Linked DNA regions of Homo sapiens: region 2 is linked to region 1. The links are chromatin loops, found by intact Hi-C in ENCODE. Cell type or tissue: endothelial cell of umbilical vein. All regions are shown on one strand. Links, peaks and the distances in the headings refer to the core of each region. The heading gives the core; the rest is flanking DNA.

Region 1 (5,391 bases), core at 179-5,178:
GTTAGGTCCCCGGATAACCGTGGGCAGGCCTGACTGATGTCAGGCCCTCCACAAGAGGTGGAGGAGCAGAGTCTTCTCTAAACTCCCCCAGGGAAACGGAGACTCCCTTTCCCGGTCTGCTAAGTAGCGGGTGTTGTTCCTTGACACTCTTTGCTACCGCTAGACCATGGTCTGCCTGGCAACGGGCGTCTTCCCAGACACTGGCGTCATGTCTAGACAAAGGAGCCCTTCTGGTGGCCCTGTCTGGGCATAACAGAAGGCTTGCACTCTTGTCTTCTGGTCACTTCTCACTATGTCTCCTCAGCTCCTATCTCTATATGGCCTGGCTTTTCCTAGGTTATGATTATAGAGTGAGGATTATTATAATATTGGAATAAAAAGTAATTGCTACAAACTAATGATTAATGATATTCATATATCTAAGATCTATATCTGGTATAACTATTCTTGTTTTATATTTTATTATACTGGAACAGCTCGCGTCCTCGGTCTCTTGCCTCGGTGCCTGGGTGGCTTGCCACCCACACCCTTCTCATTGCACATGATAAAAACATTACATTTTAACTGGTGATGTTAACATTGATCATGTGGTTAAAGTGCTGTCAGGCAAGTTTCTTCTTTGTAATGTTACTATATTGGCTTTCTATACTCTATGTGTTAGAAAGGAGTCACTAAGTGTATTCCACACTCAAGGGGCTGGAAATTAAGTTCCACCTTAAAGAATTTGTGGTCACATGTTCAAATCAAAACAATAATTAACAAATATTTTAGAGAAAATACTTTGAGGCTATTGGCATTTACTTTTAATACCTTTATTAAATATAATTTGTATTAAAACTACAATTTTTAAAAGTTCTAAATTACATTGCAATTTTATAGACTAATCATCATAGCTAACACTGGGTGCTTATTCTGTGCCAGGCATTGTTCTAAGTGTTCTACCTTTATTGTAACTCTATGAGGTAATTACTATTATTTTTTATGTTAGATAAACATGCTGAAGTGAAGAGAACTTATATAATGTACTCATTATTATATGGCTAGGAAGCTACAGAGCTGGGATTCAAACCTAGAAAGTGTCAGTCTGGTACAAAGTCTGATTTTTCCTGTCAAACATTATTCTACCTTGCCTTTCTATGAGATAAATAAGTAAAAAGATACATGAAAGTATATTGAAATAAGAGAACATGTATATAATATTGAGCAGTAAGGCTTGACACTCCGGATAGATGTAAAATAAATTGTAAAACATTTCTATTGAGATTCAGTGGAATTCAAAGTGTCATCTAAACAGTCTAACATTCATCTTAACACAGTGAAAATTTCATTCATCTGCAGTAGGTATTTAGAATATATAAGTATTTGGAATATACAGGTATCTAAAATATGACCGCTACTCATCAGTTAAAGAATCCCAGACTCCAATAGAAAAATGGACAAGAATATGAATAGGCAATTCACAGAAACTTAATAGATACTTAGTTTCATTAGTTATCAAAAAAAATCAAACTTAAACCACTATGAGATAGCATTGCATATCCATCAGATGGTCAACAACTGGTAAATCTGGTAACACTGAATTTTGGTGAGGATATGGGAAAATGGAAATTCAGACATGGCTGGGGTAAATATAAATGCACATAACTTTGGAAATTGGCAATATCTAGTGAAAGCTGAAGATATGCAGAACTTACCCCAGCATTATCCCTTCTGCGTCTGCACTAGAGAAATCTTCAACCATGTACATAAGAAATTGCTATAAGGATGCTTGTGAAGCAGTGTTGGTAATAGCAAAAACTATTGAACCTCAGGAGTAAAATTCATAAACAGTGCAATGATAGAGTTAAAATGAAACTACTCAATCTAACTGGTTAAACAAGGGTAAACCTTTAAACATACTTCTGAGTAAAAAAGAATACAAAATGCTACATCCAGTACAATGTCATTCACGTAGATGTTAAGCACTAAATACTATATAGAGAAACATGAATCTATGGTAAAAGTTCAGAACACTAAAGAGAATGATACTATCATCACAGGATTTGAATAGTGAAGAGAGAAAACTGGCGAATGGGACTTTAGAGTCTATGTATTTTTTAATTAAAAAAGATTGGAATCAATTATAATCAAATATTAATAGAGCTAATCTCAGAGGTGGGTAGATAGGTAATGGTTATATGCACATATATTTTACTTTTTTGAATAAAATGCTTTATAATTGAGGTCTAAAAGGGTAATATGTGTGGAATTTTTTTTTTGGCAGGGGAAAATAAGGGGATTTAAATCATTTCTTCATCAAAAATCCCTTTGAACTTTTATTTGCCAAACTTCCTTCTTCCTTGTTATGAAGATTAGTAACTCCAAACCATATTCACTTCTGCGGTTTCATTCTGAAAAAAGAAAATTTGGCTGGTTTAGATAAAGCATTCCATTAACCTACATTCTGAACTAGATGTTCTAAAAGGAAGTTATTATTTTCTCTGGCAGAGATGAAGGGAAAAGCCAAAACATTTTGATGTTGACACAGCTTTTGGAGAAGTGCCAAAAAGGTCACTGAGTCTGTGATCCTTCATGGTGTCCGCAATGTGGGCCTTGCAATGATCCCAGTCCTGCTTACCACAGGGTGCAGGTGTCTTTGGAGCTGAGTAGAAACATTCTGAAAACATGCATGTTGCTGTCCCTGGATAAATGCTTAATACTTAATGCACTGCTTTTCCTTGGTCTCAAAATTGTTCTTAAACTTACTTTGTGTGGCTATCTCAATGTTTATAAGCCAAAGAAAGCCAGCTACCTATTGCTTACTGATGGTACACTGCATGTTAATTTATTATTTTTGGCTTACCTAATACATTTATATTTTATAAAATGGATATTTTTTGAAGGTATAATTGTGTCAAAGTGTGCACTTTTGGGTGGAGAAGCAAAAGCTTTGTCTCCATATATAAAGATGATGGATCCTATCTTACATACTTATCTTCAATACCTTTACTGTCACTGAATAAATGTTCCTTAGCACTTACCATGGCAGTTTTATTAAACACAAAAATGTATGATCTTTTTCAGAGGTTAAAAAAAGTATAATCTGTATTATTTGAAACATTAGTAAACCAAAGAAATGCTTACTGAAAATTATGGTTCAATGCCTAAAATGTCTATTTAATTTGTTTTACATAAAGCCTCCAGAAGGTGGATACAGTTGATTTTAAGTTAATTAATCTCATAAATCATTGTAAAATAAACAAAAGATTATAAATACAGTAATTTTGATAATCTGCTTTAAGTTACTAGAGAAATATTAAAAGCATGCACTTTTGCTTTTTGATATACTTAATTTGAAGTAAATAATGCATGTTGAGCCAAAACAAATACAACTTTACCTCTGAATCGTATTTTAAGATTAAGGGGAAAAAGCCATAAAATAATTAACATATTTTCATTTCTCTATATTTTAAATTGATAAAATTTTATTTCAATAATGATGAAAAGTCACTAAGTACATTTTAGTCTTTTTTTAAATTTAATACTTATAAACTGTATCATGTACTTTGAAAACAGGTGAAAATCACTTAAAATTATTTTATTTAAATTGTATTTTCCAGAAGAGTAGGTTGTGGGTTAGTCGTCTTTGCAATTTGTCATGCAATTTGCTGGGATGTCAGCTTCAGCTGGGCTCGTTGTCATCTTGGCCTGAAAAACAGCAAATGATGAAGCAAAGTGTGAGAAATTGTCTCATATTTTATGGCTCACTGAGTGAATGAATCAACTCAGGATGCTGCAGCATTGCCTGCAGGAGTCTGTGTCTGTGAAACTGCTGAAATTCCAAACGGAGTAGCTGATGGACTCTGGGCAGTATTCATGGTCCAAAAGGGTGTTGGCTTTCCTCCCCAGATTTAAGAACTGTAATTTTGAAATGAAGATGACATGTCATTTTCCATTTGTGACAAATCCTAGGAGCTGCTATACTGGTATTCTATCTGAATAAGGATATAAAAAAGATCCAAGTATACCTTCTACAAAGTAAAAACATATCCTTTTGAAGTGTCATGTTTGATGAGTTTTGATAAAGATATCAACTCATGTAGCCACTGCCACAACCAAGATATAGAATATTTACATTATGCTCCCAAAGTTCCCTCTTGCCCATTTTTAGTCGGTCACTCTGCCCCCTACCAGTCCCAGATAACCACTGATCCAATTTTATCACTATAGAATTTTATAGAAATAGAATAATGCACTAGGCACTCTCATTGTCTGACTTTCACTCAGCATAATATTTGTGAAATTTATTCATGTTTTTGCAGGAGCTCATTCCTTTTAGTCTCTGAGTAGTATTTCATACTATGGGGTTATACCACAATCTTTCCTACTTTCATTGTCCTTAGTTTTTTATTTTGTTACTGAAGTTGCTATGAATATTTATGTCCAATACTTTTTTGGACATATATGCTTTTATTTATCTTGGATTAAATACCTAGAATTGATATTACTGGGTCATGAACCTGTATAGATAATTTTAAAAGAAACTGACAAAGTGAGTTAAGAAATTGAGAAGGAAACTAAAGTTTTTTTGAAACACATGAAAATGGAAATGCAATTTATCAAAACCTATGGAATACATTTAAAAAGTACTAAACTTAGTGAAATTAGCACTTTTTTTTTTTTTTTTTTTGAGACAGAATCTCTCTCTGTCGCCCAGGCTGGAGTGCAATGGCTCAATCTCGGCTCACTACAACCTTTGCCTTCTGGGTTCAAGGGATTCTCACGTCTCAGCCTCCCAAGTAATTGGGATTACAGGCACCTGCCACCACGCCCAACTAATTTGATTTTTTTTTTTTTTTTTTTTTGTATTTAGTAGAGACAGGGTTTCACCATGTTGGTCAGGCTGGTCTCTAACTCCTGACCTCAGGTGACCCACCCACCTCACCCTCCCAAAATGGTGGGATTACAGGTGTGAACCACTGTGCCCAGCCAAATTAGCACATTTTATATACTGTGTTGAAATTCACAGGAAAGCTTGTCTTCTGTAAATGACTTTTGAATACAGATTTGTTCAGACATCTCTAACATTACACATACTGTACTGGTCCACTGGATTGAAGGCAGAGAGAAGGAAGGGAGGAGAGAATGGTTCAAGGCCAAAATGGTCATATTTAGAAGATACCTCAGATTATAACCATTATTATATATGTGCAATTTTAACATAGCAGAAAAGTTATATGAAATTTCCAGTCTTTCTACATATTTAGAAGTGCTTGATGCATTTAAACGTAGAAGTAGTAGAATAACACTTCTTATAAATAGCTATTAAAAACTGATGGGAGGCCGGGCATGGTGGCTCATGCCTGTAATCCCAGCACTTTGGGAGGCCAAGGTGGGCGGATCACCTGAGGT
Region 2 (5,391 bases), core at 179-5,178, 72 kb before region 1:
TGACCTCAGATGATCCACCTGCCTCGGCCTCCCAAAGTGCTGGGATTACAGGTGTGAGCCATTGCACCCAGCCAGATATGTGTTCTTTTCACTTTTTTTTGTGAATGTGACATATCTTACAATTAAAAAATTGGAATAGAGAAATCCATGGTGAGAGGTGAGATGACTGCAGTAGAGAACCCTGTGAAAGATATGCTAAGGGTCAGGGTCACAGGGCTCTGTGTATAAGTGTTAGAGAGGGTTTTACTTCTTTTCTCTTCAGCCTTCACCATAAAATTTTGCAGAAGCCTTCACAAGTTGTCTGGTTATGAGCAAGCAACTCTGAAGTCCTGGTGATCCAGAGAGGTGTTGCTTCTGATCTCTTTTCACTATGGAGCCACAGAGAGCTGAACTTCCCATCTCCCAGGGGAGCTTTGAGGCCCATGTTTTAATTTGCCTGCCTAGCTTTCTCTCCTGCATGGCGTTAGGCATCTCGGAGGCAACATTCTAAAACAAAACTCATCAGTAGCAGGATGAGCCTTGAAAATTCTTTCTTTTTCTTCCTGAGATTGAGTTCATATAGCATGAAATCATAAGGAAAACAAACATCCTTGTAACATAATCACACATGAGATGGCCACAAGATCTGAGTAGTATGAAAGGTCTGATTACCTTGCAGGTACTACTTCCCTCCAGGACAGCTCCCTCTCATCCTTTGCTCCTATGTCATTTGGCAGGCAAAGAGTTGGGGATAAAGGGCTAATACTGAGGTTAAAAGGAGGGAACCACTGGAAGTCCTGAGCAAAGGGGGTTTGGGGTAGAAGAAAAGAGTAGGATGAGGGGTATGAGGGTCCTTAACCAACTTTAGGGAGTTGACCAACTGAGTGAACTGAAAGTCAACAACTGTGATATTGCAACAGTATGAGAAATGTGTGCCCAAGGCAGTGACTAGGGTTCAGACACCACCCTGGACTCCCAAGTCATTCCTACCTTATATTTTTGTAATTCTTTCCAGATATTTGTCAAACTAAGATTTAGGCCATGTAGGACAAGGATTGATCTGTTCCCTGTCATCCTCAATGGGAACACAGTTCTGGAGGCTCCACATACATTCAGTTTACCGACTCTACAAGCACATGTTAAGCATCAAGTATCTGAATAGGGCTCTGAAAGCCACAGATAGCACAATTCTTTCTATCAAGGAGCTCACAGTGTGGCTGAGGAGGCAACAGGCTATCTGACAAGGAGAGTGCCAAGCCCTTCTCAGGATGTGGGATAGGTCTCAGGGATAGCCCCTGTCTTAAAGAGTATACCTATGAGTTAAAATACATAATCATGAAAGAGAAAACTGAGATGAAGGAGTGTTAGACTTGAAGTAAGAGTTTTGGAAAAAAATTCTAGGAGAAATAGTTGAAGAGCTGAGTTTTGAAAACGAGTAGTTATTATTGTTACATTGAATTTAATTATCTTTCTGAAAAAAAGTTTTCTTTAAATTTATATTTTTTTCTTCTCACAGCTTTTATAGTGTCGTGCTTTGAATCCAGTAAGTGCATAAGGAATTGGGGAAGGACGTTTGGGGAAGGGGCTGGAGTAGTTTTAAAGGTTAAGACTTCCAGAAGGGACATGTAAGCATACATATATAAGCATTTATTTCTTTCAAATATGACTTCTTGGGCAATTAATGGAATAACACTTTAATTAAAGTCCTTTTATGATAACATAGAGCAGTGGAGCATGGCTAGGAAAAATGAAGAATCATACTCTTTCCTATCTTGATTCTTCAATGGATTCTTGAAAAAGTGTAAGAAGAGGTAAACTCATTATTTGATAGTTTAGAAACCTAGCCAACTCTGCAGGCATTTATCAAGACATTTCAATTGTTTGGTTTTATGAAAGTCTTTGTTTCCATCATTATTGCAAAGAATAAACTTTTATTTGTTCACTGAAGAGTTTCTAAAGCGTTGGAATTTTAGCAGCAGGAAATTCATTTCTCAACTTGCACTTATCGCCTAAGAGGCATCAAATTGCTCATGAATTAATAGGCTAAAAGGCCTTATTGTTTCCTGGTGGGACTCTTTCACAGCGCTGGAGAAAACTGAATACCAAGTGTTGCTCATCATGTGTCTTGGGATATGTTACTGAGGGTCTGAGATTTACATAGAATTTATAGGAAGCAATGAAACCGAGTTAAGTAGAGAGGAATCTAGATCCTAGAACAATGCTGTGGAGTCAGAAGGCTGTGCCAACAGAACCTTTAGCTACTACTTCTTTCGCACATGCACTGAGTCAGAAAATGCTGTTTCATGGGCTGTAGCTACTTGTCAGGCCACTGACTCAACAAACTGAAATATTAGCCAAGTAAAATGTTGCGCAATTCCAGCTGCTCATTCATAGCACAATCTGTAGCCTCAGATTTGCCAGTCTTAGTCGACTAAGAGGAGCCGACATGAGGCAAAAGGAGAAACAGTCTGACCTTAGCTATAAAGGACAACAGGATGCCAGCACACTAGGGTCATGAGTGCTCTTTTCCTCTTTCATTGAATTGGCGGGCCCATGACTAATTTATGCAAATATGACATGGAAAATAATTTCTTGAAGAGAGCTGCTTTGTGCCAAATTCTCCCTGCTTTTCTTTTGGTCTGGTCTATGGATGATATTAGCTTATTTTAGGGTCAGGCTTCCAATTTTCCTGCAAGACAGGGCCAAGAAATGTTTATTTCACAAAGAGGCCAAGGTCTCAGATGCAAGACTACAACTGAGTGAGGCCCCAGAGGAGGATGACAATAGAAGATGGTTTCACTGGCATTCCATTCCTTTCTCCTCCCCACACCCAATCTCAGAGTGGCCATGGTTCACTGAAGGAATAGTAATTGTCATTTAAACCTGGGAACAGTGGTGCTTGGTACTTGAGGGGTGACTCATTTAAATTTATTCACGTTCCCACTGGAAAAACTCTCTTCTCTCAACTAACAGGATATGAATACCAATTCCCTAAGGTCATTAAGATACTAGAAGGAACTTTCATTATAATAAAATAAAGTATCTAGAAAAATTATTCTGCAATAGGAGAATGATAGTCCCTTGGTTCTATAGGAGCCCATTGTTGGTCAACAAGCGTTTCCAGGCATCGCTTACAGTCCCTCTGAATTCTACCTGCGATGCGGTCTAAACATACTGCTCCTCCACCTGCACTGTCTTGAACTGGGTGGCTCCATTTTTTTCCCTAGATTTCATTCATTTTCTTTTTCTCCATCTAGTTAGCTCTGTTGGCAGAGAATGTTTGTCCTAGAGTTTGTTCTCATTGGACTGCTTGGTGAAGGTGGTTCTTTTAACACAAGCTGTGGCTCTAGAAATGAAGCATTAAAGATCGAGTATTTATTCCTCATGGGCTAGACATCCTTTTCCATGTGTTGAACTGCTATAGCATTCTGTATTCAAGTAGGAATTCCCAGTAATTAGCTCTGGGTCCACTTTTATTGCTCCCAATCCATGTCTACTGGAAACACTGAGTTCTGAGCAATGACTAATGTCTGCATGCCCTGGTGAATGAATGATCATAAGTGAAGGTGGAGAGAAATAGCACTTCACAGGTGGAAGGGACCTAAAAAATAAATCTGCCCCATCTCTCTCAATTTCCTGATGAACAAAGAGATATTCAGAGAAGTTACTCATTCACAGTTGCTTGTTGGTGGTAGCCAAGTCTCTGATATCCACTTCTAAGGCACTGTTAGTTACACTATGATGTCTATTATCTTAACATTATGAAAAGGGTTGCAATAAAATATATTCAGTTCTACAAATAGTTATTGATTCTCTCCTATGTACAACTACAGTTTATCATATGCTGGTCACAGATGTCAGTGCTGGGGATACCCACAAAGTCTTTGCTCTCCTGGAGTTCACATTTAACCCAAGGATAGATTACAAGAAAAACACGATTTGTATTATGGTTATGACCTTTAGTTGTCACACTATGCAATGAGATAATTTGCACTGGAAATGGCTGGCTGCATGTTGCTTTACAAGTGTAGTAAGCATGTTATCTTCTGTCTTCTGTGGCATTCCAGATTTAAAACTCTTCTGCTCCATGAGTGCATGCTTAGGGCCAGGTATCCTGTTTTCTGGTTCTGAAGATGTGGTCACAGTAATCATGGCACTTGGCAGGGTAGGCTGTTTAGAAGGCATGCAACAAGCAACTGGAGGAAACCAGAGAGAAAGCCAAAGAAGAAAGTTATCCAAAACCAGTTGGGAAAATTTGTTTTATACTATTTTAGATTATATATATATATATATATTTTGCTAAGGAGTTATAGTAAATCAGAGTTTTCTGTAAATATTTTTTGTAAAAAATTAATTACCTCATGAAATAGAAAATAAAGGAGTTGAGGGGAGCACTGAAGAGACTCCAGCAATGTGGCCACTGGAAGGCAGCTTCTCTGTAGAAAGGCCTTGCCTTAACCCTGGTAAAATAACCCCTCAGACCTTTTTTGCCTTTGATTTCAAGCTTTTTTCAAAAAAAAAAACAACAAACAAAAAAAACCCACAACATTCTACTGACTGGATTACAGCGTAGAACGCTGGCATTCTGAAGGTTTTAAATAAAATATTACTAATGCCACTATATATATAAACCAAATTGTCTGAATTCTTCTAGGCAGCAACTGTGTCTATAACAGTGACTTGATAATTTAGACAAAAGTAATCCATCAAAGAAAAGTTATCCATGTGTTCCACATATGCCATGCTAAGTAGTCTGTCCTCCACAGACAAGACCTAGTCCTTGCCCTAGGGTAGCTTATATCCAGATGGAGAGACAACATGAGATAGATACTCCTGGTCAGATATTCTTAGTAGCAAATCAGACTAAAGGCCACAGTAAGTCCAGAACCTTAGTTTCCAACGACATAAATGCAGAAAACTTGTACACTCTAACTCATTACACTGATGTGATGATTATAATATGCATAAAGATGTCTAGATTACAGACTTTTGAGAAGTCACAATCAGGATCCTATTTGAGTTAAGTAGAATATCTGATTAAAACATCTATGTTGAGTACCTACTATGTGGCATATAGTAGGTGCTCAGTATAGATGTTTGCTAGCTATTTAATTTGATTGATCCCATGAGGGCTCACATTTCATGATGCTTTACAGCACAGGTCCCCAGTCCCCGGGCCTGGACCAGTGTGTGACCTATTAGGAACCAGGATGCACAGCAGGAGGTGAGTGGCGGGTGAGCAAGAAAAGGTTCATTTGTGTTTACAGCTGCTCCCCATTGCTTGCACTACCATCTGAGCTCCACCTTTTGTCAGATCAGCTGTGGCATTAGATTCTCATAGGAGCACAAATCCTCCTGTGAACTGTGCATGGGAGGGATCTCGGTTGCATGCTCCTTATGAGAATCTAATAT

What was found. A loop is a pair of places that touch in the nucleus more often than their neighbours do. Peaks named below come from ENCODE experiments on the same cell type or tissue, not always from the same donor. Only the 100,000 strongest peaks of a DNase experiment are listed, where the experiment ranks them.
Region 2: a loop joins it to region 1, with 7 times the contacts of the local background. A loop is called at or near these places in 1 of 110 quality-filtered maps.

What each region holds. Positions count from the first base shown.
Region 1 is chr4:73,774,044-73,779,434 of GRCh38, forward strand. No RefSeq gene overlaps it. Among named protein-coding and RNA genes, the nearest start is that of CXCL8, 36 kb to the left of the region's middle. In endothelial cell of umbilical vein, for the core only: no CTCF peak of the experiment used is centred there; DNase peaks (open chromatin) are centred at 2,518 and 3,748; H3K27ac peaks cover 1,312 bases.
Region 2 is chr4:73,702,401-73,707,791 of GRCh38, forward strand. INKILN (inflammatory MKL1 (MRTFA) interacting lncRNA) reads right to left here. Exons shown (of 3, transcript NR_185098.1): 2 at 3,937-4,175. Among named protein-coding and RNA genes, the nearest start is that of UMLILO, 5.3 kb to the right of the region's middle. In endothelial cell of umbilical vein, for the core only: no CTCF peak of the experiment used is centred there; DNase peaks (open chromatin) are centred at 2,381 and 2,881; H3K27ac peaks cover 4,041 bases.